2 separate regions of the Homo sapiens genome follow, and region 2 is linked to region 1. A link is a loop called in an ENCODE intact Hi-C map of the cell type or tissue named here. Cell type or tissue: dorsolateral prefrontal cortex. All regions are shown on one strand. Each heading gives the region's core, and the rest is flanking DNA. Links, peaks and the distances in the headings are about the cores only.

Region 1 (14,665 bases), core at 3,788-11,787:
CACTTGTAATCCCAGCTACTCGGGAGGCTGAGACATGAGAATCACTTGATCCCAAGAGGCAGAGGTTGCAGTGAGCTGAGATCACGCCACTGCACTCCAGCCTGGGCGACAGAGTGAGACTTTGTCTCAAAAAAAAAAGAAAAGAAAAAATAACAACAACAAGAGATCTACTGTACAACACGGTGACTATAGCTAACACCAATGTATTGCATTCTTGTAAATTTCTGCTAATAGATTTTAAGCATCCTCACCACAAAAATGGTAAGTATGTTAAGTCATGACTATGTTAATTCACTTGACTTAGCCATTCCATAATATGTCATAATATGTACATATTTCAAAACATCAGGTTGTATATAATAAATATATAGTGCATAATTTTTGTCAATTTAAATAATTAATTAAAAAAATTTTTTTAATGGGAGTGACCCTTGTTACCTGCCTGCAAACACAAATGTAACAGTGTAACTATTAGGAAATTTCCTCACCTACCCTTTCTCCCAAGAACCCAAATGCCTTAATGGTTCTTCCAGCATCTTTGGGAGGTTTGGCTCCCCACACAAGCCAGTGGCATTGAAGAGCTCGGGCTCCTCTGGATACAGGGGTTAGTCCCAGATAGGACTGGGTGGGGTGATCCTTGCTGCTGAGGCTCTTGGATCTCCTCAGTGTTTGGGACCAAGATCCAAAAGCCATCCCTTCTATTTCCCCTCAGGGAAAATCTCTTCTTCACCGTTGGCCCTGACAGCAGCCTCACCCACTTTAGGGGCAACCAGGCCTCTCCAGGCCATTCAAGATTTGATCTGATCCTGGGGTGATCTAGAGCTCCCTGGAGGCTTCCCATGTGCCTCCATGTGACCCTCTTGTTAGAAAGAAGTAGGGGCCCCAGGTCTCTGCTAGAGCAAAGCTCTCTTTAGAACCCTATGTGCCCGTAAAGACGAATAATAGGAAGGAGAGATCACAGCAGCCCTGTGGCCAGCCTGGGAGCCCAAGGCACAACACAGATGTGTCAGGGAGTATCCCATTCCACAGCAGAGCTGACCAGAACCTAAAATATAAGACAAATGGGCCAAGAGAATGCTAGGGGGCAACAGACCCCCACTAGAAGCCCGATCTGTACAGAAGGAACCACAGAGAGTGAGACACCAAAATTCTATCACCCCTACCACAGGCAGGAGCCCACAGGCCAGTGTCCCAATTCACTCCACAGCTTCAACCACTGTGCTAGTGAGAGGAGATGGCAGAGGTCCCTCCAGAAAAGGAGCTCGGGCAAGTGCTACAAATGCAGGATCAATACCAGCATGACATGCTCCTGGCACCAAATGAAAGGACTGAGCAGGAGTCCCCCACAGCTAGATTGTTCACCAAGTCCCAGCTTACCCAGAGGGCCTCATGTCCTAAAGTGACAGTCAGCCCTTGCTGTAGGCATGCAGGGCTTAGCCACCATTTTACCATTTAAAAAGTCAGTCCCCAGGCAGTAAGTAAAGTCAGGACAGGCAGGGCCTGCAGAAGCTGAATGGCCAAGCAGGTGGAATAAGAAATAAAACACCTAGCAGAATGTCTGTGATGAGGCAGTCATTCAGTAATGGTAGTCATAACTGCTATTACAGTGTTGCCAACCTACCTTCACAGTTAGCCCCAACTTACTGCACATGGCCCACAGGCTCCAGCAACAGGTTCCCCTCACATAGCCCACACATAGTAGGTCTGGCCTTCCACACCCCCACAACTAACAAGAGGAAAGGGCCCAATTCAGAAATGCAGGACCTGTGATAAGGGGAAAGATTTATTAAGCCCCCAAATGTGAGTAGGAGGCTTCCTACTCACATATGCAGGGAGGGCTCCCCCACACTGGGGTGAAAGGCATGACTTTTCTGGGGGAAAAAAAAAACAACTTTCCTCTGAAAGCTTTGACTTCTTAAACTCAGAACCAAACTGACTCAGAGGAAGGAGATCTTTAGAAAAGGAACAGAAAAGTGGTCCACTGCATTGTTCTTTGGCTCCCAATTAGCCCAAACCCTGGTTCTGCTTTCAGTGAACTCTCAGCCTCTCCATGTCTGAAGCCTTCAATAAACTCTTTTTTAAAAAGCTAGAATTTCTTGACCAAAAGAATAAAATTTGAATCTGATTAGCTTCTAGACAGAATTCTCAGTTTACAAGAAAAACATGGGACAGAGGAACATCTTAAATGACACCACAGGGATGCAATCAGCATAATCCTGAATATGAGAAACCACAGGACAAATGTCATAGTTCTCTAATAATAAACTGCAAGGAGCAAAAAGGAGAGAAAATACATAAAGAAACTAGACAGATGCATCAGACAAATTCAATGTGTAGACCCTGTTTAGATCACAATTCAAACCAATAATAAAAGTAAATTCATAAGACAATCAGAAAAGTAGAATCCTGACTGAATATTTGCTGAGTTTAAGAAGAGATCATTATCTTATTTAGATGTGGCTGTGGTGCTGTGGTTATGTTCATGCAAAGCCCTTATTTCTTGGAAATACAAACTGAAATACTGATGATGAAATTTTGGGATGTCTGGAATTTGCTTCTCTAGGGGGTAGGATGTGAGAGAGATAAATTAAACTCAATTGGCCATAAGTTGATGATGGCAGTGGCTAAGCAATGGGAACACAAAAGTTCATTAGACCATTTCCTCTACTTTCATGTATGTTTGAAATTTTCCATAGTAAAAAAAAAATGTTTAAGATAGCATTTCTCGGCCAGGCACAGTGGCTCATGCCTGTAATCCCAGCACTTTGGGAGGCTGAGGCGGGCAGATCACCTGAGCTCAGGAGTTTGAGACCAGCCTGGCCAACATGGTGAAACCCCGTCTCTACTAAAAATACAAAAATTAGCTGGGTCTGGTGGTGGGTGCCTGTAATACCAGCTACTCAGGAGGCTGAGGCAGGAGAATCGCTTGAACCCGGGAGGCAGAGGTTGCAGTGACCCGAGATCGCGCCACTGCACTCCAGCCTGGGCGACAGAGCAAGACTCTGTCTCAAAAAACAAAAAACAAACAAACAAAAGACAGTATTTCTCCTCCTAATGTCTCCATTACATTTTTACATTTTTTAAATCAACAGCACCTTATTAGTCTTAATGATGCTGTGAGCAACTGTATTATCAAAAGTAGCCTGCTTTCCCTGGAGAAATGCAAAAATGGTTGCCCTCTGGGTAAAATTTTGACATCGTCACCATTCAGATGTAAGGTCACTTTAATTCACACTCCATGACATACCCTCTGTGAGATCCAGCCACTGGGGACAAAGAAGATCTCTAAGTGACAAAGGAGCATTATTTCCAGACCTGGCAATTATGTCCTTTCATTTTATCTTTACAAGTTAGTGCCAGATTTTTCTAGAGGCTGAGTTGGCTGATATAATGTAACAAGTCTGACTAATCCCAGACCAGAGATACTATGCCTGACAAATCCATTTTGAAAAAGGAATTCGGGGTATGGTTCTCAGAGCAGCCTTGCCCACCTTCCAGTAAACAACCAGGTTCTCTGTGCCTAGCTGCCTTTGGCTTAGGGTGTCTGTCTCAATAACATATGGGCCAGGAGTGAAGAGAGGCGACTTTGGCATTGATTACGCATTCTGATGGGCAATGATGGAGAAGGGCCTCTGTTGGCTTTGCCCTGGCTTTCCCCCACCACCCTGCACTCAGCCTCATTCTCTGCTCACTGTCCCTGCCTGTGTAGACCACATTCTTTATGCCATTTATCTCTATCTCTACCTCTCTTAACCCAGTCATTTTTCCAGCCTTACATCTCTACCTCTCCTAAAGCTTAGCTGTGCCTCTCCACTCTTCCCAATTAACAACCCTGTAAGCACTGCTTATTTGACATTTCTCAGATACTGAGCTGCCCACAGTGTCTCTCTTAGGGTTCTTCCATGATTTGGCTCTTCAAGAGCTATCTGACCAACCAGTCTGTGAGGTGCTGAAGGACAGGGAAGCACTATATATCCTTTCCATACCATCCACAAAGCCAATAACTGTGCTTGCTCTTGACAGCTGACAAATACACCTTAGCTGATCGACTAGATATCAATTTGCAAACATCAAAACATGTGCAAGTTGGGCCGGGTGCAGTGGCTCCCGCCTGTAATCCCAGCACTTTGGGAGGCCGAGGCAGGTAGATCACAAGGTTAGGAGATCGAGACCACGGTGAAATCCCATCTCTACTAAAAGTACAAAAAATTAGCTGGGTGCGGTGGTGGGCGCCTGCAGTCCCAGCTACTCGGGAGGCTGAGGCAGGAGAATGGCGTGAACCCAGAAGGTGGAGCTTGCAGTGAGCGGAGATCGTGCCACTGCACTCCAGCCTGGGCGACAGAGCGAGACTCCAACTCAAAAAAAAAAAAAAAAAAAACTGACAGGTGCAAGTCCACAGAGCTGGTGTAAACTAGACAGGCTGCCACTGGTCTACATGGCTCCTTCGTGTAATTATTTTAAAAAGTACTTTCTGGGGTACTGATAAAGTTCTGTCTTGATCTGGTAGTGTGTCACGAGTGTATGTATAAATAAAATCCCATCAATATGTGTGTTCCACTGTACATTAGGCATATCTCCATAAATAAGTAAATGAATTAACGAGTGAATGATGCCCCTTCATCTAAGAGGATGCAGCCTACACCAGGGCACACAGCTTGGAGAGTGGAGCCTGGGTTAGAGTTCAGCTTTCTCCCAAACCAGCACTCCTTGGAAAAGGCACAGATTATATAATTGTACATGGCCACCCTGACACCAGAAGCAGAGAGCCCTTCCTTGAGGGACTCTCCAATGCCCAAAGCTCCACATCATCCCGACGGGCTAAGAGGCACCACTATGGGTGTGGCAGCACTGCTACTCATGGGATTCAAGTCAGGCTCTTCAGCAGCAAATGCTGGAGCCACCCCCTCACAGAGTCCAACTCAGCTCAGTATGAGGATGAAAAGACTAATTCAGCCTGGGATGACAAGGTAATATGGCAATAGCATTTAACTCCCCCAGAATCATCTCCCTTTTACCTGGCCTTCTACCCACCTCTATGAGGTTTCTGACTGCCCCGAAATTCAAAATCTTACTGAAAGCAAATATGTCTTTGTGCTAATGCTCTTTCCTGAATGCCCAGAAGCACATTCACAGGGCTTTTTCCCCATCAATGGGCCAATCTGTTCAGCAGCATCTTAGAACATGCTAAATTTGGCATCAGGTATCTGAGATGCTCTAGTGAGAGGAAGTAGAAGCCATTGCAATACTAAAGGAGAGATAAGCCATGGAGCTGCTGCTCAGCTGAGGTGCTATGATAAAATGAATATCAGCTGGAGGAGTAAATCCCACCTCCTAATGGTCTCTGGTTCTGAGCTTTGGGGACAAATAGCCAGCTCACCTCCTGAGTCTGATAGTCACAGGACCTCAGCACCACAGGCTCAGGTATGAGCCTTGCCCACAGCCAGGTAAGAGATTGTGTGACTACTAAATCCATCAGGAGTCCGTGGTTCGCCTCACCCACAGCAGTTCATGGGTCTGCCTGCAGCAGAATGTACAGATGAAGTACAAATGAAACACTAAAAAGGCATATGAGCAATAGACATCAGCCTCCTTCCGGTCCCTCTGAGCTGCCCAGGTCTTTCCAGAATTTCATATGATTGGCTCTGCAACATCTGATAAACTACAAGCAGAGCAGCCTGTTTGGTTATCAGAAGAGAAATGACAAATTCCCCATACAGGGAACTCTCAATAACAAGGTGTTTTTCCATTCAGCTACAGAAGCTTTCCCTTGGAAGGAGAACACTAAAGCCTGGGTGAGCCTCCCTCAAGCTAAAACCCAAACAGCAACTCAACATGCAGCAAAATGGACAGTGTTTGCAGTGCTAAGAGCTGTGTGCTATCCAACTGCATTACTATTATAGCTAGTATAAAATGGACAAATCCCACCTCTAAAAAGGATGCTCACAGGCTGACCTGTCTGCCGCAGGTTTCAAGCTACTAACAGCCTTTCATTACTGTTAGTTGTCTAAGAAATGACTTCTGAGGAAATAAACACACAAGAGGCACAGTCGGGCAGCCAAAGAATAAAAAATTATGCGTCCTCAGTTTATGTGCTTCCACACAGAAAAGCCAGGGCAACATATATCAGCAGACCCACATGGAGCTGGAAGCACCTCCCTCCCACCCCCTGGGGGTTTTGCTACTCCCCAAGCCTATTTGGTGCAAAGATAATGCCTTCCATTTTATCGTGTCATCTCTTAGTAGTTTTCCTGAGTTTTCAGTCTACTGACTTATTATATATTGGCATTCCCTTACAGCCTTCATTGCCACTTGACTGTTTTTGCAGGACCTGGGTTGGCATACATTTAAAACAAACTGGTTTCACAGTATTTAATCAGATATGTTCTGTTTAAAGCATTCTGTGTGGGTTTCAGCTTTTCCACTGGTTTGATCTAAATCATAAGGTAACGAGAACATATCTGGTGCTGGATGACTCAATAGCATTTTTGCTTCACCCCAAAATGTTTCCCTAAACCTTGGTGAAAGCACATGATCCTATTAGTATTGTTGGGCCTAAATAAGCACCTCTTGGTGTCCAGTGGGCAATTTTCCTTTCCCCCAAAGGTGATTACAGCCACTAAATGCCCAAGGAAAGCCCAAGACCAAGTTCATGGTTCAACTATTTTCATCTCTCTGTTCCTCGCAGTGACACTTATCTTCCCTGACAGCCACTCCCATTGTGCTGTTTTCTCGGCCCAGCACAATGGACACATGCAGACACCAGCAGACAGGGAGGACGTTTTCCATCCCATTGCTCTCCTGTGCGGAGGGACCAGGTTAAGGTTACATAAGCCCCTCCTGAGCAGTCAGGCCCGAGCGTTGGGGAGAAGCGAATTTGGGGTTCGTGACGGAGTCACGGTCTGCAGGCCCCGACTGACCCTGCGCTCGTCATCCTGCCACGCCAAGGCGGGGCAGCTGGAAAGGAAGGGCCGCTTCCCGCGACCACCCAGTTCACGCCAATCCGGCAGGGTTCAGAGTGCGGCCGGACGTCGAACCTCGCTGTCCACACTAGATCGCGGGATCCTGGGCCCGGGTCCCGGCCTCAGGCTGCAGCTCACCGCCCCCCGGGCGCCGAGACACGCGCTTACCTGCCCGGGCCAGGGCCGGGACCGGGGCCGGGGCCGGGGCCAGGGACCGGTGGTACCGCGGTCGACCGCGCTGCTCCCGCCGCGGGGAGCTGTCCGCCACCGGCCGGTGCTGAAGGCGGCTTTCCTGCGCCGGGGCCGGGGCCGGGGCCCGGGCCGGGGCCGGCGCCGCCGGGCGGCAGCGGCCCGTCGCCAGCGCCGCCCTCCAGGCTGACCTCGTTGCCCATGGCGGGCAGGCGGGCGGGCGGGGTCGGGGTCGCGCTGCGCCCGGGCCGGCGGCTCCCGGGCGGTGCTCACACTCTCGGCGCCGCCGCTGCCGCCGCCATCTCCCAGCTCGGCTCGCGCCGCCGCCTGCCGCTGCGCATGCGCGTCTCGCGCCCCCTTCCCTGCACACGCCCCCCTTCCCCTGTGCGCGCTCCCGCCAGCCTCGGGGTCGCTGGGAAACAGCCGCCGGCGCCCGCGCATGCGCTGTCCAGGGCCGACGCGGTTGTATCATGCTGAGAAGGAGCCGGGCGGGGGCCGGCGGGGCTGCGAGGGCCCTGTGAGGAGGGGCACCTGCCACTAGAAGCGGCCTCTGGGACGTCGCGCTGAGCCCTGCTTTGGAGTCAGAGGGGCTTTCCGCCTCGGTGAACTCGAGAGTAGCAACTCTCCTCCGGGTAACCGGAGTGCCACAGCGGGCAGGCGTCATAAGGACAGGCCTCGGAGAGGAGAGGGGCTACCCGAGAATGGCCTCAAAAGTATGCATAGGAGTTGGGAAGGCAGAGGAACAAGTGTATTCAGAGACGCAAGGTCGTAGAGGGAAGGAGAGGGAGGGTGCTGGGTGGTCGGGCCGGATTGTGAGGGTCTTTAAGGCCAGCTGGGGAGTGGAGCCTTTATCCAGATGGCGATGGGAACCATCTGGGATTCACACTGAGGAACTGGGAGTCTCAGGAAGCGCCCCGGGCACAGATGGAAGGTGTGACAGGGCTGTGTGAAGCCAGCTGGGAGGCCACCTCAGTCAGCCCTGGGAGAGTGACCTTGGGGATGGAAAAGAGGACTTGATGGTTCTCAGGCCTGGAGCTGTCTCGATGCGGGGCCGCAGGTTGCCTCTGCATTACCCTGAGAGCTTTCCAAATTACTTCCCCGCTCCCTCACATTTACAGCCGGTTTCTGCCCGCTACTCAGGATTGTCTGCCGTGGTGGCTTCTCACACAAGCCTGTACTTTCCTGTGGGAGAATATTTCCTAGGAGCCTATATTCCAGTTCATCTCTGACGTCATAAATCATGACTGTGTAGAAAGGCGTGAGTAACTTGAACCCATTTTACAAACCCATTCAATTCTCCTAATGTTGCGAAATATATCACATAGGGTGTTAGCAGTTCTAACTGAACCTAGAATAATCCAGGGATCCCAGTGAATGCTGATAGCCAGCCTGCTGGACAGACCGGTGGCTGTGTCAGTTCTTGTGAGGAGGGGCCAGGACCCTCCCTGGGCCTTCCCCTGTGCACTCCGAGCTGCTCCTCCCGACCTCTGGGATGGAGCAAGTAAGAGAAAGAGGAAATGCAGAGCCCCCACTTCCTGATATTTTCTCCTGACTTCATACCTCCCGTTTTCACGCTAAACTGCCTGGCCCCTCTGGGATGACCTAGGATGAAGAGAGCCTCTCTTCCTGCAGATGATGGTCCTTGCTGTGTTTCCTCCTGTGCTGCAGGATGTTTGATACAGCTTCGTGAGTGGTGACTACATGTGCACATTTAGGCTCCAAAAGAGTCTGCACCTCAGCCCCGATAGGACCCTTGGCAACTGACTTAGGCTCACTGAGCCTCCATTTCCTATTCTGCAAAGTTAGAATCTTAGTAGCTCCTCGAATATGGGGGATTGTAAGGGTAGAGTGGCTGATGTAGATATTTTATTTTTTATTCATTTTATTTTTTTTATTTTTATTTTTTGGAGACAGACTCTCGCTCTGTCACCCAGGCTGGAGTACAGTGGTGTGATCTCGGCTCACTGCAACCTCCACCTCCCGGATTCAAATGATTCTCCTGCCTCAGCCTCCCTAGTAGCTGGGATTACAGGTGCCCACCACCACACCTGGCTAGTTTTTGTATTTTTAGTAGAGATGGGATTTCACCATGTTGGCCAGGTTGGTCTTGAACTCCTGACCTCTGGTGATCCTCCCACCTCGGCCTCCCAAAGTGCTGGGATTACAGGCATGAGTCAATGCACCCAGCCTGATGTAGGTAAAACACCAGGACAAGTGCCTGGTATACTTATGACAACTCTGTTATTAGTTGTCTCCCTGGTGATGGTCTGGGATGTGGCGGTCTTGTGCCATATATTTCCTCCTGGGGAAGAATATGCTCACAAACACTATGGGCAGGCCAGTGGCCTGACCTTGTCCCAACCCAGGCTGTTATAGCTTCACAGACCCCAGTCAGTGTGGGTTGGGCTACTTGAAACAGGGGAAAGGATGTTTATTTTTTTGTTTTTGTAGAAACCACAGGAGCTATGGCTTTCCACAGATTTAAATCAACATGCCTCTGGTTCCTGTGTGGTTAATTAGCTCTACCCAGCCTGCAGGCTTGGGGAGTTGCCCTCCTCAGAGTGGATTCCTGGCTGTTAGCAGACCTCCAGGGTCTTTGCTGCCCTGGTGACAAAGGGCACAGCACAGTGGACCCAGGAGACCTGAAAATGTGGGTTAGAGGTGCCCCTCCTCTCCTCTCAAACTCTCCCAGTTCTGTTTCCTTTGAGGAGCATCCCCAGGAACATGCCTGCCCTGTGTTCATTCACCCTTGACATTCAGCCCAGGGACTCTTGTGGACCATGGGATGGTATTGGCCTCTGGTTATCTGGGGCTCTGATTCAATCTCCCATTTCCATTCACTGTCCCAGAGGCTGTTTACCTCCTTTTGATCTAGACTGGGGCTCCTCAACAGCAGGACCTTGTCTGACTGGTCCTATCCCCTGGGCTGGCCTTCAGCAGGCCCTCTGGGGCTCATGGTTGTGCTGGCTTCTCCATGACGCTCTGAGCATTTCCCTCACCTGCGCTTCTAAAGGGCCCACCAATCACCAGGCTTAAAAGCACTCAGAGAGATCTTTGGCTTTAGCTGCTGAGCTAATAAGTAACAGGGAGAGTGCTGGGATTGCATCTGGTTTCTCCTCATGGAGGGGTTGTTGATGAGCTCTCTTCACTCATCCAGGAAAATTCACTAGGCTTGACTATGCTTTATGACAAATGAATAAACAAATCTTTCAGTTTATGCAAGCCAGCTGTGTGGTGTGTCAAGTATCATGTCCTCCTGGGTCCAACTGCTGCCCCACCAGGGACAGGATAGACCTAGAGACCCTGCAGGAGTTTCCCAGTCCCCTAAGCTTCACTTGCTGAAATATCTTCTTCCCACTTCAGCATAACATGTGACACATGGCAGCCATTTTGGAGATGGCCAGATGAGAGGACAATCAATCCACATGCCTAAATGGAACCAACAGACATGTGCCAGCTTGCTTCTCCAGCCTATGTTCTCAGACACTTGTAGAAGACCAGAGGGAAAATGGAATCAGAAAAAACAGCAACAACAACAAAAAGCCATCCAGGGCCATGCACAGTGGCTCACTCCTGTAATCCCAACAGTTTGGGAGGCCAAGGCAGGTGGATTGCTTGAGCTCAGCAGTTTAAGACCAGCCTGGGCAACATGGCGAAACCCTTTCTCTACTAAATACAAAAACTAGCTGGGTGTGGTGGCATGCACCTGTAGTCCCAGCTACTCGGGAGGCTGAGGTGGGAGGATCACCTGAGCCTGGGAGGTTGAAGCTGCAGTGAGCTGTGATGGTGCCACTGCACTCCCACCTGGGTGACAGAGCAAGACCCTGTCTCAAAAAAACAAAACTAAACAAAAAAATCCATGTGGGAAAAGGCCCAATCAGAGCCAACTCACTGCTGGGATTAGTAGAAATGATTAGTCACCAGAAGGCAAATCGTGGAAGAATGAAGAGATGACAGGACCTCAGGAACTACACCCAGAGGTGTAGTTGTGCCGTAGGCAAAGCATCATGCCGGTCATCCCCAAGAAAGGGAGAAGGGGTAGAGCTCAGACTCTTCCCTGCTTCCCCATAAGTCCAGTTTACCCTGGGCTGATCCTTTCAGCATGGCAGCCTCCGTGGGGAGGCACGAGATCCAAAGATGAAGATGTCTATGGGGGTGAAGAAGAATGGCAAACTTTGCAGGCAAGAGTAGGCATTAGAGAGATCAGAGGAGGAAGACAATAGAGAAGGATGACACAGGACAGGCTGTATCTAGAGGATATAATGCCATGGACTTTGGACTATTCCAGAGAGGCTGAGAGACCTGTCTCCTGCCTACAAGGCTCCTTGAACTCTGCACCCTTCTTTTTGCTAAAGTGCTGCTGAGGCCTGTCTCACTTCCCAATGAAAAGCAACTCAGGAAATTGGCTTCCTGCCCCACTCCTTCTTTGGGAGAGAGAAACAGAACTGAAGAGGAAGGAAGGAAGCCCAAAGAAACAGAGGCTTTCTTTCCTGGCTGAGATTTGTTGGCACTGCCCACTAACATAGAGAATAAGGTGGTTCCCTAAGCGAGCCTTAAGCTGGCATGAGGCTACAAACAAGTGATTGTATCTTCGTTCTGCTCAGCAGCCTACCTGGGCTGGCCTGGACAACCTCAATTGTATACTGAGGTCTTAAGCTGGCCATGGCCCTTGGTAAAGCAGGAGAAAGGAATAAGGCTGGAAGGTACAGAATTTGCTTGATGCCTTGCCTACATAATTCCTTTGCTGTTGCAACTGGCAACTCTTTGCTTGCATTATATGAAAAAAAGGCGGTAAAAAATTGTCAGAAATGTTTGCCACCAGCCTAACCCCACTGCCCATGCATTGCTCCCAAGAAAGCTAATTAAGGCCCATTGCTATTAGAGTTACATGATTCTGAAGGCTTGTTATGACAAGAAAAAATAATGAAGACATGGTTCCTCCAAGTCATAAGCATCCAAGTCAAAACATACTGCATCCCAGGCGAGTGTGGTGGCTCACGCCTGTAATCCCAGCACTTCGGGAGGCCAAGGCAGCCGGATCACGAGGTCAGGAGTTCGAGACCAGCCTTGCCAAGATGATGAAACCCCGTCTCTACTAAAAATACAAAAATTAGCCAGGCATGGTGGCGGGCGCCTGTACTCCCAGCTACTCAGGAAGCTGAGGCAGGAGAATCGCTTGAAACCGGGAGGCGGAGGTTGCAATGAGCCGAGATCACACCACTGCACTGTACCCTGGGCGTCAGAGCAAGACTCCATCTCAAAAAAAAAAGAAAAAAACATCCTGCATCCCTTGTTCCTTTGTGTTCCCCTAGACAAGCCTCTGGGCTGGCTTTGCCTATCTCATGCATGCAGGCAGTCATCCTCCTTTGGCCAGTGCATACCTGACTCCTACTCAGTGCCAGGCCTGGAGAAGACTGTGAGACCTGCCCTTGAGGAGTTCTGTTTGCAGGAAGAGAGTGATAGGCACACAAATTATTTCCAATAAACTACAGAAAATGTCACCAGAATCTCTATTGTGATCATGTCCCCCACCCATGTCTGTTTCATAGATTGGGGGAGAACAGGCCCGGGTGGAAAGTCATGCACTTATGCCCTCTCCTGACCAGCCCACATGTCCTACCCCAGCCAACAGTGGTTCAGGCATGACTCTGACTGCTCATGGGAAAGAGCAGCTTGCTCAGCCCCTCCATCAGACTCAGTTCTGCATGTCTTTAGGGAAGTCTCTCAGAGAGGTCCTTACCTCCCGACTCCTCTGTGGCTCTTCTACTGCAAACCCAAGGACACTTCTGAGAATCACCCTTTACCATCAGGAATCTCAGGCCACGGGACATAGCCACTCTCTCCACTGAGCTCTATCTCTGTCCTAATCAGAATGGATTGTAGTAGGGGCTTGTTTGTTCTATCATCTTTACCAAGTGCCCAGGGAGCTCCCAGAAGCCACTGGAAAAGCTTCTGCCTTCCAGGAAAGATAGAATGGGGTAGGGAATGAGTCCCTGATAGTGAAGCAAGAGCCTTGTGGCAAGGAGAAAGGTCCATAGTGCCAGACACGGTGGCTCATGCCTGTAATTCCAGTAATTTGGGAGGCTGAGGTGGGCAAATGGCTTGAGCCCAGGAGTTCAAGACCAGCCTAACAACATAGTGAAACCCATCTCTACAAAAAATACAAAATTAGCCAGGTGTGGTGGCATAAGCCTGTAGTCACAGCTACTCAGGAGGCTGAGGCGGGAGGATCACTTGAGACTGGCAGGCAGAGGTTGCAGCGAGCTGAGATCGTGCCACTGCACTCCAGCTTGGGCAATAGAGTGAGACTCTGTCTCACAAACAAAAAATTGGCACTTTTTGAGCTCTAGGATGAGGACAGCACTGTGCCAGGCCCACAGGATACAGCAGAAACCAAGACTGCTAAACTCTTCTGCCCTCACTGAGCTTGTGATCTCGAAGTCTGGTCTTTGCCTGTCTGCTGCTCAAACCAGGCCCTGAACCTGGAGAGCTTGACTTCTGGCCCTCAGTACAGGACCACTACCCTGCCCTATAGTGGTGGGTGTAGTCACAGCATCACCAGGCCAGGCCATGAGCACTAAAATCATACTCAGGCATCAGGGTTGTCTGAGGAGAACCCCTCTTGGCTCCTCCAGGTTCTGGGCTGGGTGGTAGCAGGTATCAGTCAGGTAGCCACATCTGGGTTACCACAGCTATGTATGTATTAAAAAACCCCTCCAGCTGGAAGGCCTGGCATGGACATCAGCTTTCTGAGAAGGCAGTCTTTCTGACAATGAGCTGACAGTACAGACTGAAAATTCCTTTTAAGGCTGGGCAAGGGACATCATCTGCTACCAAGAGAACAAGAAAGGTCACATATTCAGCTGAGATTCCAACCAGGCCCACCTTCCATCTCCAGCTCTGCTCCAGGGATCTTCTTGGGGCTCACAGGGTTGGCACATTCGTCTCCTAGCCCTGCATGATCATGAGCCTCTCTGAGGAGGATGGAGTTCCAGGAGTAAGCTCATGTGCTGCCTGAACCCAGGGCAGGGTTTGGGGCACAGTGATTGCTGAGTCAGAGCCACTGGGGTCACACTCAGTACCTTTTCAGCCTCTCATATGCATTCTAATCATTACTTTGGACACAGGAAGGCAGAGTTACCCCCTGCCCCAAGCATACCATGTGCTCCTCAAAGAAGTCCAGGAATACACATCTTCAGCATCCCCCAGGAAACTGTTAGGAAGATGCATAGGAAGAGAGCAAGAGACAGGAGGAAACTCAACAGCCAAACAGGTTTATTTACAGGAATAAGCCTGCGAGGCGTCCCAGTCAGGAGTCTGCCTGAGACCCTGATCGATTACAAGCTGAGGCTTTTATAATAAAGTTTCTACTGGGGAGGGGTTGGGGAAGTGCTGGCTGGCTGGGACTGTTGCGGACTTTTCCAGCTGGGGGTAGATGTAGTTAGGGCTGTTATGCTCTGTTGAAGCTATAGGCAGGGTTGACATTTGCTTTGTTTCTGAGAACACAGTAGCCAAGG
Region 2 (14,665 bases), core at 2,977-10,976, 660 kb before region 1:
AGCTATACTTGAAGGCTTCTCCGTTATTTGAGCCAGTGGATTCCTTTCTGCTTAATTCATTTCGAGTTGGATTTCGGACATAGAGAACGAAGAGTGCTGTCCGTGATATCCATGACACTCAGCCCCCAGGTCTGTTTGTCAGTCCTGGCAGAGTTTGTTAGTCCTCTGAGTTGGATCACCCCAAAGACATTTCAGAATTGTCTGCTCTACCAGCTGAGAGCCCCATCTGGAATGAGGCAGTGGATGGAGCATCAAACTTGGAGTCCAGTGATCCTGGGGCTGAATCAAGCCCAAGGCTCCTATTCACCAGCTGTGTGGCCCTGCTGCTCCTTTAATCACTCTGAACTTTAGTTTCCTGACATGTGAAATGTGGACAAGACCCAGTGAGATCCTTTGAGGCGGCCTCTGATCCCTGGGATCCACCCCTGTCCTCCAGCAAGGGGGACTGACTCAGTGGCTCTGAGCCCTGAAAAGGGATTAGAATAGCCTATGGACAAAAGCTCAGATGGAAGGCCAAACTGTGCACATGGCCACTGCACTTAATGTAGGGTGTAAGCTCAGGAATCTGCCAGGATTTGCAGAGTTGAAATCCTCTGGGGCAATACCCTGCTTCCACAGCAGGGCCAGACCCTCACCGATGACCCCAAAGATGCCCAGGATGTTGGGGGCAAAGATGACCAGCAGGTTGATACAAGTGAGCAGGCCAACGGCAATAAGCACATGCCGCAGCCAGCTGAACTCCTGGTTTGGAAACAGCATCTGCTGGATGGCGCGGCGCACCTGGGGGGCAGGTGAGAAGAATCATCAGCCTGTTGGCCCCATCAGCCCCTCCCGCCACTAGTCTAGCCACCTGCCCACCAGCTCACCGGGAACAGAACGATGGGCACTGTGAGCGTGACTGCTGTCAGCACGGCCACGCGCACACACAGGATCAGGACGTCAAACGGGTCCACCTTGCTGTAGGTGTGCAGCAGCTCCGACTCCACCCCGTCTGTGGCAGGCAGGGAGGGTGGTCAGTAGGTGGCCCCAGGAAGGAGGTGGGATCTGAGCTGCCTAGGGGACCCCAACACTGTGGGGATTGGCATGCAGACTCACCTCCACAGCGGCAAGGCACAGCCAGGCACCACACGCCTCGGTATGGAGGGCACCATGGCCACAACCAGCCCCTTCCCCCCAGCCTAGCCTAGGCCTCTGCCCACCGGTGCCACCGTACTGTAGAAGGTGAGGTAGCCGAAGAGGGCAGCCAGGAAGTACATGATGTACATGACAGCGATGGACAGGTTGGAGATGTGCTGCATCTTCTTCTTGGAGGGGCTGTGGGGAAGTGGGGGGGTGGGTGTTGGTGACAAGCTGGGTAACATTGGGAGACCCCCATGTGCCCCAAGCTCTCTCTGGCACCATACTTTCACCATTCAGCATCTGAGGGAGTCTCCTTCTTGCTCATAATCACCTCTCATGGCTGCCAAGGACATCTCAGATAAAGTGACTTGGCTCCTGTCACTCCCCTCTCCACATTCAGGACCACATCCATTCTCCCCAAACCAGCTCAGGGCATCCCCACCCCCACTCCCAGCCACAGACACCTACTCCTTGAGCTCAGTATAGATGGGCAGCACCTCGGGGTGGCAGACGAAGGCGAAGGCCATGATGGGGATGGTGTATGCTGTCTGGGGAAACACGGGGCTGTGTCAAGGCAGTCTGCCACTCTCATTGGGCCCCCGCCTTGCCCTGACCTGTCAGAACCTGTGAGTTGAGCGTGAAGTAGCTGGGAGTGCAGAAGGCTGAAGCCTCAGGCTCGACCTGCAGCTGCACCTTCTCCTTCACGATCTCCACGTGGCTGAAGTTGCCTGTGGTGTTGTTGAAGTTGGGGGGCAGTGGGCAGGGCACGTGGAACTTTTTGTAGATGACCTGGAGTGGGGAGGGATGAGGGTGTCAGAGACTCCCAGGCTGGACTGCCTGGGAAGTCACCATGAAGCCACATCTAGATCAGGACTGGTGGAGCTGCCTTCTGGCCCAGGCTTCCCAGAGACACCTGCCCCCTCCTGATGACAGGGAACTCCCCCAGGAGACCCGCTGCCCGCTTTCTCAGCCAACATGGAGGGTGACTCACTGCAATTAGGAAGAACACCATGCAGCTAAGAGAGAAGCCGCTGGAGTAGCCCAGGTAGCCTGCAAAGTGGAGGGAGCACTCTGAGACCTGGGGCCCCTCCCATGGTGTATGCCTCCAACATCCCCTCCAAGGCTCTGACCCTTCCACACTCACCAAGCTGCCGCATCAGTGCCAGGGGCAGAATGATGGTGACAGAGACAAGGATTACCAGGTAGTTCCCGTTCATGTACCAGTCCCTGCAGGGACATGAGTCGGGAGCCAGGGTCAGAATCCATTCAGCCTGGGATGGGGCCCCTGCCTCCCTCTGCTGGAGTTACCAATGGTGCCACTGAGTGACATCTGAAGAATGTTTGTCCACAGCTCTGAGTCTCACTTTCCCCATCTGCAAAATGGGCATGCCCAGCTGGGCGCGGTGGTTCACGCCTGTAATCCCAGCACTTTGGGAGGCTGAGGTGGGTGGATCATCAGGTCAGGAGTTCGAGACCAGCCTGACCAACATGGTGAAACCCCATCTCTACTAAAAATACAAAAAAATTAGCCGGGCATGGTGGCACACGCCTATAATCTCAGCTACTCAGGAGACTGAGGCAGGAGAATCACAAGAACCCGGGAGGCAGAGGTTGCAGTGAGCCAAGATTGTGCCACTGTACTCCAGCCTGGGCGACTGAGCGAGACTCCGTCTCACAAACAAAACAAAACAAAACAAAACAAAACAAAGGGCGTGCCTTCAGTACTGTCCTTCAGGGTGACATGAGAACTAAGGTTCCAGCCTGGCACACAGCTCATGCTCAGGACCCTCTCTATTGTAGGCACTGCTGTTGCTTTTCTCAGGATACACAGGTCTGGGCCCAGCCTTTGGATGGAGGTGGGTGGGAGGAGGAAGAGGGACCTGGTTCTAGAGGGAGGTGGTATTTTCCACGGGGGTTTCTGGCACTTGCAATAACCTGTGCTCCTTGCGGTTCCTTCTGGCATCTGGGCCTTGCCTCATCCGGCCCCCTCCTCTACCCACCAGGAATGGATACGGGGCACAGAGAAACAAGGGGATAAGGGCCAGGACCATCCTCAAAGGCAAGCCCTGAGGCCAACTCCTTGGGAAAGGCCCAGGGCCCCAGCGGCAGAATCCTGGCTCTCCCTCTTGCCGGAGCTACTCTCAGCCTCCCAGCCCCTCTGCTTGCTCGGGCTGGGCTGTCAAGAGCAGGGCCTGGCTGTGTCCCCTCTGTCCCACAAAACACGTTTGATGCCCAGTCAATGCTGGCTAAAGTGATAGGCAACTGGGACACCTGGGCTTAATATCTTGGTTGGGGGGGGCAACCCCATGGTCAGGAATAGCAGGCGCTTAGAGCTAAGCCTGAGCCTCCCACGCTCACAGGCTGGGTCCGGGGTGAGGAGAGGCCCAGCTTCCTCAGCTGCACCCTGCCCCTAGCCCCACAAGCCCCTTCTGGAGGGGGGTCTCCAAGGTGCTTCCCAAGTGAGTGTGAACTGAATGCTGGCTCTGCGGGCAACTCTCCCCACTCCACCAGCTTCTTGTCTGCTTTGTCTTGTCTCTCCCACCAGCCCAGCCTGGGCCCCCCCACCCTCACCCAGCCCCACCCCACCCCACCCCTCCTCACTGCACCGCACCCCTCCCCTCCCCTCCCCACGCCAGGGCTCACGAGGTTTTCTCCTCCAGGTTCAGGAAGGTCTGTATGACAAGTGGCAGCTCAGACTTGATGATGTACAGGTAGCTGGACATGGCTGTGGGGAGAGGGGCGGGCAGGCAGGCGCTGAGGTCAGCCCAACCAGCCAGCTTTCAGGGCTGTCCACCTCCCTACTGCCTGCCCCTGCCCACTGCTCTTACCTCCGATGTTCTGGAGCGTGATGGCCAGGGCTGCTGCCAGCTTTCCTGGGGTCCCAAAGGCACGGTAGCCCAGCTGCTCATAGGCACGGATGCCTGCAGGAGCAGGGTCAAGAAGTCAGGAGCTTGTCCCAGTTTACCCACCAGCTCCCGCCCATTCCAGGCTGGTGTGAGGCTCACCCACGACCCCTGAGGACTTGAGTAGCAGGTGGATGGAGTAGCTGGAGAGCAAGGCGACAGCTGTCAACAGGAACCTGGGGACACATGGGAAGATGGAAGAAAAAGAGGCCACTGGGGGGCTACCGTGGCTGGCAGAGGGTGAGGGGCTCTGGGAGGCCTGGGGGTGGAGGGTCTGTGACCTGGGTGTCTGGACTCCCAACAGGTATGGATGCCAGCTCAGCAGGCCCCAGGGGTGATGAACACCACCCCCTTTGATCCAGGGTGCGACACACCCCAGAAGGGGCCCTCTGGGTCAAGAGTGTCCCTGTGACTGCCCTCTGAGCACGTCCTCCTCTTGAGTCCTTGAAACAAACATGTTTTCCATTCTGGCTTCAGGGCAGAGCCCCCAGCCAAAGGACACGTGTGCCCACACAAGGCCTGGCCGTGGGGCTTGGCCATCACGTGTAAGGTGCCAAAAGGACAGTCTCTGGCCTGTAAGACCGGCCTGTGTTGTGACCTCAGTCGGTTTACTGGGCAGTGAGGTATATTTGTTTGGCTGTGGATGTTTTTTTCAGCCGCGGTTTGTTAGTGTAAGAAGTGCCCACCCACTGCAGCCTGGATGCTGGGACAGGGAACTGGCGGGTCCTGGGAGGTCATGATTGGTGGCTTGCTTAGGGCCCCTATCTTTAGAAGTTTCTCTGAGGGCACTCACAGGAAAAGGATAATGCCCGTATTGGCCATGGCATAGGCGAGTCCCAGGATGCCGCTGCCCATGATGGCATTGCTGAGGTTGAACACTGACATCCCGAATGATGTCTTCCCCTCGAACTGCAGGCACCAGAATGGGACGGGGAGGGTGGGAGGAGTCAGCAAGGGACAGGGGCATCGCAGCCTTCCCCTGACTGTCCCTCAGCCTCCCACTGCTGCCAGAGACCACCTCATTACTGCATCCAAGCTCCCCACAGTGTCCCCTAAAACCCGTTGCTGCCCTGCTCACGTCAGTGAAGTGTGGCTCCTTGCTGGGACTTTTCTGTAGGAAGCTCTTGCCCTCCATACAGCTCCGTGCAGGGTCCTCGACCCTGTAGGCACAGGTCAGGGTGGGTGGCTCAGCTCCAGCCCTTTGCTCTGTATCCCTGCCCTGCCCTGTCTTCAGCCACCACTGGGTCCCTCTGGTACTCACCTCTGGTTGCCTGCCATGGGGGTGATGACCGGGAGCAGCCCCTCTGAGTGTTTGCCATTGGGCACCAGCTCCACCATCTCTGTCTGCAAAGGCGCCTCCATGGCTCAGGGCACACCACCAGGAGCACTGGTCTCACACCAACAGTCAGATGTCTGCAGAGCAGCCGGTCCCTCTGGTTAGCCCCGTTACTTGGGCCTACGGCCTAGCCTCCTACCTGAGGCCTGCAGCCATAGCACACCTCCCAGATGGTCACTCGGGGCATATCCACACATGCAGCTCTGCCTACTGCCTCCCTGGGATCTGCTGTTGGGGGAATCCAGCTCAGACACCTGAGTTCCTAGGACGTTCTGATGGGACACCCTAGCCAGTACATAATGCACTTCTTACATGCACACCCGTCCAGGCAAGCCCTTAGGGTCTCGGTTTCACCATCTGTGAAGTGACGGTCATCTGGATGACCCGAGTTCAGAGCCCAGTGGCACCAGCATCCCCAGATGCTCAGTCCCAGGCCCCCAGACTTCACTCTGGGTATGTACCCAGGACAGACTTCTCCTCCTTGACATCAATAGTGGGAGATGGTTTCCTGCACTGGCCCTGTGTCCAGGGGCCTCCTGCCCAACCTAGAATGGCACTGCCCGACGGCTGGAGGCCTCGGGAGAGGGTGAGGGCTGTGGGCCCTGTTCCCAGCCGCCCGGCGGGCACTGCTGGCAGCCAGAACAAAGAGCCCTCTGTGGGCTGAGAGCTGGCGCTGGGAACGGCAGGCGCAGAGGCTGTCCCCCCTCCCCAGAGCCAGGATGCCTGAGGCGGTGCTGGGTGGCTGGACACCTGGGCCCTTCCCGCCTGGCTGCAGCAAAGGGCCCTCAGGGGGCCTTCCAGGAAACGGGTGCTCCAGGGCCAGTTCTCTGTGCCACACACACCTCACCCTCCACACAGTCCTGGCCTCAGGGCCATGTTTTTTTCCAAGCCTCTCCTCCACTGCCAGGCAGGGAACCCCCAACCCTCAGGGGCCCGCTGTCCAGGAGTGGACCCTTTGAACAGACCCCCATTTCCTAGGGCCCCAGGCCAGGAGCTCAGGCCCTTGGCCGGCTGTAGAGGAGCCTGGGTCACCAGATCAGTCTCCCTTCTCTGCTCTCAGGGCTTGGCCCTGCTGGGCCTCAAAGGAACCAGCTCTCCTTCCTCCACCACCCCTGCCCGCTGCCCAGACAACTCACTGGCCCCTCTCTCCCATCACTGGGTCCAGGAATTGCCTACCTCATAACCAGAGGTGGCTGGGCATAGTGCCCCCAGGTTCTGTAAGGACACCCTGAAGGCCAGCCTGGCCAGGAGGAGAGCTGAGGCCAGAGTGGAGACCAGTGAGGGGGGCAGCCCTGCCAGGCAGGACAGCCAGAACCTGGTCCTGAATCCGTGGTGCCCTCTCTGATGGAGAACCCTGAATTCTGCCCTGAACCCCCCATCCCCACTCCGGCCCCTGATGGTCTCAGGTCTGCCCTTGAATCTGGAGCACTGGGGAACTCAAACGTAGCACTCAGGGCTAGGGGTGAACAAGAGAGGCTGGGCTCAGGCCTCAGGCCTGGTGCCCCTGGAGGCAGCAGAGGTCACAGCAGCCTCTGGCCTCTCTGGTCAGAGGACTCCCTCCCTGCACTGCCCCAGGCAGCCCCAGGCCAGAGTTCAGATTCTGGCACCTGGATCCTGGAGACCCCACACATGGCACTCTTGCATCCCTCAAACCTGCCTCTCCTTCTGATGCAAGCATCTTACCTCCTCTCCTCCCAGACCCACCTACTCGGGACTATAACAATGTTAGCATCTCTTATTGAGCCTTCTCCCCTGACCCCAGGGTTGCCTAGGTCCACATGTCCTCATGCCCCTGCCCTAAGCCTTGCCATCAGCATCCCTCCAAGTGTCCCACCTGGGTATAGAGGTGCCAGTGCTGGCGTCCAGAGCTACTCCAGAGTCCCCCCTGCACTCAGCTGGGGGTGCCCTCTCTCGGCCCCCTGCCCTGGGCAGGCTGGGACAGGCCCTCAGAGTGTGCTGAGCTGGCAGTCTGGACAAAACACCCTTCTCTGCCCTAATATCCTTCTGTAGCAGCCAGGCACTGCCTCCAGGGAGACCACAGTCTGTGGCATGGGCCGTGGGAGGTGTCTGAGGTCTGAGCTCCAGATTCCCCATCCCCCCTGCAGTAGCTGGGCCTAGACCTTTGGGGCCTGGTAGCTATTACTCAATCATGATCAGTCATTGCTGGGTCTTGGGCAGGCCTGAGATCCCAGAAAGGATTTAGAATATCTCTCCTTAAGTGACCTCCAGCCTGGAAGAGACAAATCCCCCCAGATAGCACCCTCATCACTACTCTATAGCTCCTGCTGCAACTGAGTGTGAGCCACATAATGCTGGGTCTCAAAAAAGAGGATGGGGGTGCCGGGCGCAGTGGCTCACGCCTGTAATACCAGCACTTTGGGAGGCCGAGGAGAGCAGGATCACCTGAGGTCAGGAGTTTGAGACTAGCCTGACCAACATGGAAAAACCCCATCTCTACTAAAAATACAAAATTAGCCGGGCTGGTGGCGCATGCCTGTAATCCCAGCTACGCAGGAGGCTGAGGCAGGAGAATTGCTTGAACCCAGGAGGTGGAGGTTGCAGTGAGCTGAGATTGCGCCATTGCACTCCAGCCTGGGCAACAAGAGCCAAACTCCATCTCAAAAAAAAAGAAAAAAAAAAAAAAAAAAAAAAAAAAAGGATGGGGGCATCAAGGAAGACTTCCTGGAGGAGGTGCGAAGCCAGTACTAAAATTCCAGTAGGCACCCTGGGGTGTCAAACAGGAAAGAGTGTACCAGGCAGAGAGCACAGCATAGGCAGAGGCCCTGAGGTGCAGTACGAGGCAAGCTGTAAGCGTTGAAGGAAGGTTCTGTGGCAACAGACAAACCTGATACAGCTGTAAAGGCCAGGTCTAGGAGTCTGGACTTTGGTCCAGGGCAGGGAGGAGGGCTGGGGGCTGGGGGCCAGGGTGAGGATTAGCACTGGCCTGGCATGGAGCCCCCAGCCATTCCCTGAGGCTGCCAGCCCATTTTTGACAGCTCCTACCCCTCAGGCCTGTGGCCTCCCAGGCTCCTTTGTATCCGGGAATCGGAATCGGGGTAAACTCAGGGAAGGGCTCCTGCATAAGAAAGGCTGCCAGCAGAGCCTGATCCCCTGTGGTGAAAGCCCAGAGTAGACCCTCTAGGGCTGGGCTTGGCCCTGCCTCACTGTGTGGCCAGGGGCAGGGTACTCCCCAGCTCAGGACCTCAGTGTATCCCTGTCCTCTAGGGGTCCCGTGAGGCTTGGTCAAAGCTGGGGATGAGTGAGGAGCCTCCCCAAAGCCTTCATCCCCAGAACAGTCCATGGGTGCCCAGAGAGTGGCCAGGAGCTAGGGTGGGGAGATCACGGTGGCCTTGGGCAGGTCATCAGAATGGCATCTGTCATGGATGTAGTGTGAACCCGGGCAGTAAATCAATGGCCCAGGCCATTGCCCTGGGACCTGTTTGTTTTCCTGGGAGATAAGGGCCAGGAGGGGCCAGGAGCCACAGGGATGGCGCAGCAGGTAACGCCCGCCCACGCGAACATCACCTGGTGAGAATTCATCAGGCACACCTCGGCAGGTGTTGAGTTTGGCTAATTAAAGATTTTGAGCCCCAGGAACCCAGGCCACTTCAGGGCGGCTGATGCAAGCAGCTACAGGAAGCACAGCTCTCTGCCCAGGGATCAAGGTCCTTGGAGTCCCCAGGACTCTGAGCCTTGCTTTCCTTCCCCATGCTCAGGAACATAAGTGGGTCTGGGTCGGCAGTAGTGAGCTGGTGACAGGGAGGCCTTCGCACTCTTTTTACCTTGGTGACGACTTGCACCAGTGGAGGCACAGACCCTCTGGAGCTTATTGCTGAGGCCCAGGCTACCTGACCTCCGCCAAGATCTCAGGAGAGAGACAGCTGGCCTGGCTTGAGGGTCCATCGTGATTATCCCTGGGGGCTCAGGGGTGAGGGCTGCCCCCAGTTCCAGCTCAGCTCATTTTTACCACTCCCCTCCTTGGCTGAGACAGGGTGCCCCCCTCCTAAGTCTGGTACCCATCTGGACAGCTACCCCTCTGTCCACCTGCTCCTCCAGGCTTCAGAGGGAAGATGCCCCCTACTAGGAGAAGGTGTTAGTAAGGGGGGAAACCAGATCCAATGGAGACATTTGGACTGCATGTTCTCAAGGCACAGCCATAGGAATTGGTGGTAGCTGATTGCTGGGGTCAGGGGTCTAGGGACAAAGCAGGTGGGAGGAGGGTGTTAGAACAGGGAAAAGACACCTCTTACCCTCCTCTAGACCCATGTTTTCATGTCCTCCTCATCAACAACACAACAGTGCAAGTGGCCAGTGTGTGGCCAACACTGGGCTAATACTGAAGAAGTGACATGCAGGCGGGGGCATATCCAGGGGAAGGCAGATGGCCCAGAGAACTGAACTACCGGCCATGTTAATCCTCAGCCCCCAGCTCCCTGGCCTTGGGATCTAGGGTCTGTGGCTCTGTGTTCTGGGCATCCGGAGGTGTCTAGGAGGATCTGAGAGACCCAGCTGGGGCCGGAAGGTAGACTTTCCTGTGGCCGGGTACATTTTCTTTTTTTTTCTTGTTTTTTTTTTTTGAGACGGAGTCTTGCTCTGTCACCCAGGCTGGAGTGCAGTGGCGTGATCTCGGCTCACTGCAACCTCCGCCTCCTGGGTTCACACCTTTCTCCTGCCTCAGCTTCCCGAGTAGCTGGGACTACAGGCGCCCGCCACCACGCCCAGCTAATTTTTTGTATTTTTTAGTAGAGACGGGGTTTCACCATGTTAGCCAGGATGGTCTCGATCTCCTGACCTCGTGATCCACCCACCTTGGCCTCCCAAAGTGCTGGGATTACAGGCTTGAGCCACTGCGCCCGGCCATGGCCAGGTACGTTTTCTAACAGATGCTTGTAGCTGGGCCTAACCTTAGGCACCTCAGCCTCCCTTCCCACCCAGCCCTGGACCCTCCTTGCTCAGGCTGCCACCCATAGAGGTTGCAGTCAGAAGCTCTTGGTTCACGAGTGGGCTAGAGCAACAGCAGCCCCCACCTCACCCATTGCCAGCCTGCTGAGAAGGACGTGCAGCCGGAGGCCCAGCTGAGGCAAAGGACAGGACATCACGTGACTGTGGCCCCCCAGGGGCAGGGGAGACCCTGCGCCAGCCAGCCCATTCTCCTCCCTGCTGACCCGGAATCCCCTGGAGGCGGCCAAATATTTAGACAGCCGGACTTCTGGCCCCAAAGCAAGCTGAAGCACAGGCCTCGGGCAGTTCAGGACTCATCAGAGAGTCCGATGGGGGGCTAAAGTCAAGGTCGGCCTGGAGGAGGGGAGACATCCAACATCAGGAAGAAAAGGCAGAGGGAGGGAAGAGAGATAGACAGGGACAGAGCAGGGAGAGAAAACACAGTCATTAGCTCCATGCGTCCATGCATACTGATCCACACACAGAGACAGACAGACAGAGATGCAGCGGCCCAGGGTGACAGGGAAATGCAGATGCACACAGAGGGACACAGACAGAAAAACACACAGACAAAAACCACATGCAGATAGCGGACAGACATTTAGACAGGAGACAGACAGCGACAGAAACAACCAGGGAGGTGAGAAACAGAGTGAGCACCCAGTCAGAGACAGCCAAATGGAGGAAGAGACAGACAACAAGACAGCAAGAGACAGCTGTAAGGCCGGGCATGGTGGCTCACGCCTGTAATCCCAGCACTTTGGGAGGCCGAGGCGGGCAGATCACCTGAGCCCAGGAGTTTGAGACCAGCCTGGCCAACATGGTGAAACCCCATCTCTACTAAAAATACAAAAATTATCCAGGCATGGTGGCAGGTGCCTGTAATCCCAGCTACTCGGGAGGCTGAGGCAGGAGAACTGCTTGAACCTGGGAGGCAGAGGCTACAGTGAACCAAGATCACGCCGCTGCACTCCAGCCTGGGTAACACAGCGAGACCCTATCTCAAAAAAAAAAAAAAAAAAAGAGAGAAAGCTGAAGAAAAAGAGAGCCCCAGAAAGAGCGAGAAGGGGAGAGGGAGCCAGGGGGCCCAGCTGAGGGGGCAGTAGGCCCAATGGGCACTGCCAAGATGGCCAGGCAGAACCCTGGAGGACCCCACAAAAAGGCTGCTGCACCTCCAGGTCCCCACAGAGCAGGTTATGCCCCTACCAACCAGGTGCTATGACACCCAGAGGCTGGGGCTGAGCCCACTAGGGCCACAAGGCCAGGCCCAACTGGAAAGCTCAGATATCCCTGGTCCAGCACCCAGGACTTGTCTACCTGAGCAATGGAAAATACATGTGGAGATGATGGTCAGTCGGAGTGACCCCCATTCCCAGCAGCCATGCACGTGTGCAGACGTGCTGGCTGAGAGGCTGTGTACAGGACGTGGCCCGCAGAGCGGAAATTCAAAACCAAGCCACCCCAGGCCACTGGCCGGAAAGCCCCTCCTGCCCAGCAGCTGGTCCTTCCCTTTGGCCCCCAGAAGCCCCGCCTGGTCCTCTAGAGCCCCACCCTGTTCTCCTATGTCTGTCCTACCACCCAGAGTCAAAGGCCTACCCTTCACCCACTAGACAAGAGTGTACCCCGGGCACACAGTAGGTGCTCAGCAAATGTTAAATGAATGGAATGGCCGGGCGCGGTGGCTTAGACTTGTAATTCCAGCACTTTGGGAGGCCAAGGCAGGCAGACTGCTTGAGGTCAGGAGTCCGAGACCAGTCTGGACAACATGATGAAACCCTGTCTCTACCAAAAATACAAAAAAAATTACCCAGGCTTGATGTTGCACACTTGCGGTCCTGGCTACTCAGAAGGCTGAGGTGGGAGAATTGCTTGGGCCTGGGAGGCGGCGGTTGCAGTGAGGCGAGATTGTGCCACTGCACTCCAGCTTGGGCAACAGAGTGAGACCCCACCTCAAAAAATGAAAAAAATAAAAAAAATAAACGAATGGAATGCATTTGAGGCCCTCGGCAAGCCCTCTTACCTGCTCCAAGTGAGGCCTGGCCCCTGGCCATGTCTACACTAAAACATCCTCCCACTGGGTCCCAATTCTACTATAGCATAGACTGCACATTCCACCTCAGCTTTCTGTTCACAGAGACACCAAAACTGCACCTCCCTGGTGGCCCACCCCACACCACTCCCCTCCAAATATGTTTCCCTCTCAAACTGGATGCTTGTCCTCACACCCAGCCCAGACTTCCAGGGTGTGTCCAGTTCAGCTTAAAATCCTTCTCTGACTCAACCCAGAGACCATGAACCACCCAGCCAGTCTTGTTGTGCCTCAGTTTCTCCAACTGTCCAGGGCTTCAAGGCTACTTGCTAGGGCAGTGGCACAAGGACAGGAGCAACCAGTTGTCATGATCTGGCAACCTGGAGCCCTGGACTGGTGTGGGGACCATTTGTGACATGGGCCAAAAAAACCAGCACACAACAAGGAGTGGCTTGAGAAGCCAGCGAAGACATGGGTCCCATGGGCCCAGGCAGAACAAAATTCTGAGATACAGACTCCTACCCTCCCCAGAGATTCAGCCCCCTGCTCCCAATGTCAAGAAATCAGATTCCCATTTCTGGTTTCAGTCATTCCAGCCCTCTCAGAGACGTGCCAGGCTTGGCCTCTTCCAGTCCTGATCCCTCCCGTCAGTGATGCTTCTTGCAGGAAGGGTACCGTGGCTGTGCCGAATTTCCCCCATTCAAAATGGAACCATCTTTGGGTCTCTTTAGCTTTCTATCCCCCAGACTGAGAGCCCCGAGGGATGTGCTTCCTTTCCAGAAGGAAATGAGCCCCATCCCAGACCTTTTACAGAACAGAACAGGAAGGGGTGAAAGGTCCAAGGGCCTTTTCCAGGGGCAGCTCTGTGGCCAGAGTCGGTCATGGAAGAAAGGACAGGGTTGGCAGGCTGAAGGAAGGATGGGCATGAGTGGGGAAGTCCTCCATGGTGTTCCTCAGGGCTCAAGAGCCTTTGACTTAGCCTTTCTCAGACCTGTTTGAGAGCCCATACCTGGACTCAGGACTCAGGTCCCCGTGGGGGGAAAAGGGCGGGTCCCCGCAGGTCCCTCCCCTGGCCTCCCCCTGCCTGGGTGTAAACAAACGCACGCATTTGCTGTGGCCAATCGAAGGGGCCAACCGGGCGGGGGCGGGCTCTTGCAAACCAAGTCTTGGTTCCTTCTCTCCGCCGTGCGCTGCGCGGGCTCTAACTTACACCCTACCCAGCGCCAGGTGGGGAGGAGCTCGCACGGCGCCCCGGCCTCAGGTCAGGGAGCCACTCGCGCCCTGCGCCCGCTGTGCCCGCTGGCTCCTCTGCAAATGGCACCGGCTCTGGGACCAGCATGTACCCCGCGGCCCCTCAGGCGGCCCGGCCCGATCTGCCCTCAAGCCCTTGTCCGGAGCAGCCGAGATAAATATACCCGGATTCCCATCGTGCCAGCCGGGCTGCTCTGCCTGTCAGGCGCCCGTCGGGGCAGCGCTCCAGGGACTGCTCCAGGCCCCTCTTGGGTCCTCCCCTCGGGCCCTCTCCAGCCTGCCCCATGGGCCCTGCCTCAGGAAGCCTGTGGTGTGCCGCCCGAGCCCCCAACAAGGCGTCCTGTGGTCCCAGCCCCGGGTGCCGCCGACCTCCTGCTGTACCTCGCAGCCCCGCCGAGAGGCCCTAAGGCGACGACGTGTCCCTCCCGGTACCCCCAGGGCCCTGCTTAAGCTCGGCGCTGAGTCCCGACTGGCAGGTCCCCAAGACCAGCGCCTGGAGCGCGCGGGGCTTTGGCTCGCCGGAGGCTGGGGCGCCTGCCCGGGTCAGGACGGTAGAGGAGAGCTGCCCAGAGCCCGGCTACGGACAGGAGGGTGGACAGTAGGGCTCGGCCCACCCGATTCCCCTGTGCGGGTGGGATGAACTCCCGAAGCGGTACCTGGCCTCGCGGTTGGGAACGTGCGGCGCTCCGCTCGGGCCGGTGCGGTTCGCTCTGCTCCCGGCTGAACTCGGCTGCAACAGCGACAACAGCGACGCGGGATGAAGGGCGCCCGGCCCCGCCCCCGGCCCGCCCCCCGCCCGCCAATCCCTGGCGGCCCGCGGGAGGAGGGGCTGGTCGGGGGAATGGCGGGGGCCGGGGCAGGCCGGGAGCAAAGGGGCGGCCTGAGCGTTAGGGAGCCCCTAGGTGGGAGAGCAGAGCTGCCAGAGGGACTCCGTTGAGTCTTGTGGGGGGAATGCTTCAGTCCAAAGCAGATTCTCTCTGAGGTCTGTGGGTGTCACATTAACCCCTGAAATGCTTTGCCCACACCCCCCAAAGCCAGAAGGGGAGCTTCCGCCAAGAGGACTGGCAATGCATAGCCTCAGTGAGA

The links. Peaks named below come from ENCODE experiments on the same cell type or tissue, not always from the same donor. Only the 100,000 strongest peaks of a DNase experiment are listed, where the experiment ranks them.
Region 2: it touches region 1 in a loop (2.3-fold over the local background); 2 of 110 quality-filtered maps call a loop at or near these places.

The regions. Positions count from the first base shown.
Region 1 is chr3:49,547,289-49,561,953 of GRCh38, reverse strand. BSN (bassoon presynaptic cytomatrix protein) reads right to left here and starts at 7,477. Exons shown (of 12, transcript NM_003458.4): 1 at 7,128-7,477. The coding sequence starts at 7,351. It overlaps BSN-DT (BSN divergent transcript), which reads left to right and starts at 7,588. Exons shown (of 3, transcript NR_038866.1): 1 at 7,588-7,913; 2 at 8,267-8,406; 3 at 10,512-12,648. RefSeq lists silencers at 7,090-7,299, 7,370-7,669. In dorsolateral prefrontal cortex, for the core only: a CTCF peak has its summit at 7,591; DNase peaks (open chromatin) are centred at 7,123, 7,573 and 8,128; H3K4me3 peaks cover 4,835 bases; H3K27ac peaks cover 4,159 bases.
Region 2 is chr3:50,204,919-50,219,583 of GRCh38, reverse strand. SLC38A3 (solute carrier family 38 member 3) reads right to left here and starts at 14,313. Exons shown (of 16, transcript NM_006841.6): 1 at 14,236-14,313; 2 at 5,284-5,435; 3 at 5,101-5,182; 4 at 4,816-4,931; 5 at 4,125-4,198; 6 at 3,948-4,040; 7 at 3,763-3,844; 8 at 2,264-2,346; 9 at 2,111-2,169; 10 at 1,744-1,908; 11 at 1,588-1,667; 12 at 1,214-1,314; 13 at 867-991; 14 at 636-780. The coding sequence starts at 5,384. RefSeq lists enhancers at 1-81, 6,178-6,987, 9,868-10,396 and a silencer at 13,352-13,431. In dorsolateral prefrontal cortex, for the core only: a CTCF peak has its summit at 5,989; a DNase peak (open chromatin) is centred at 6,003; H3K27ac peaks cover 5,101 bases.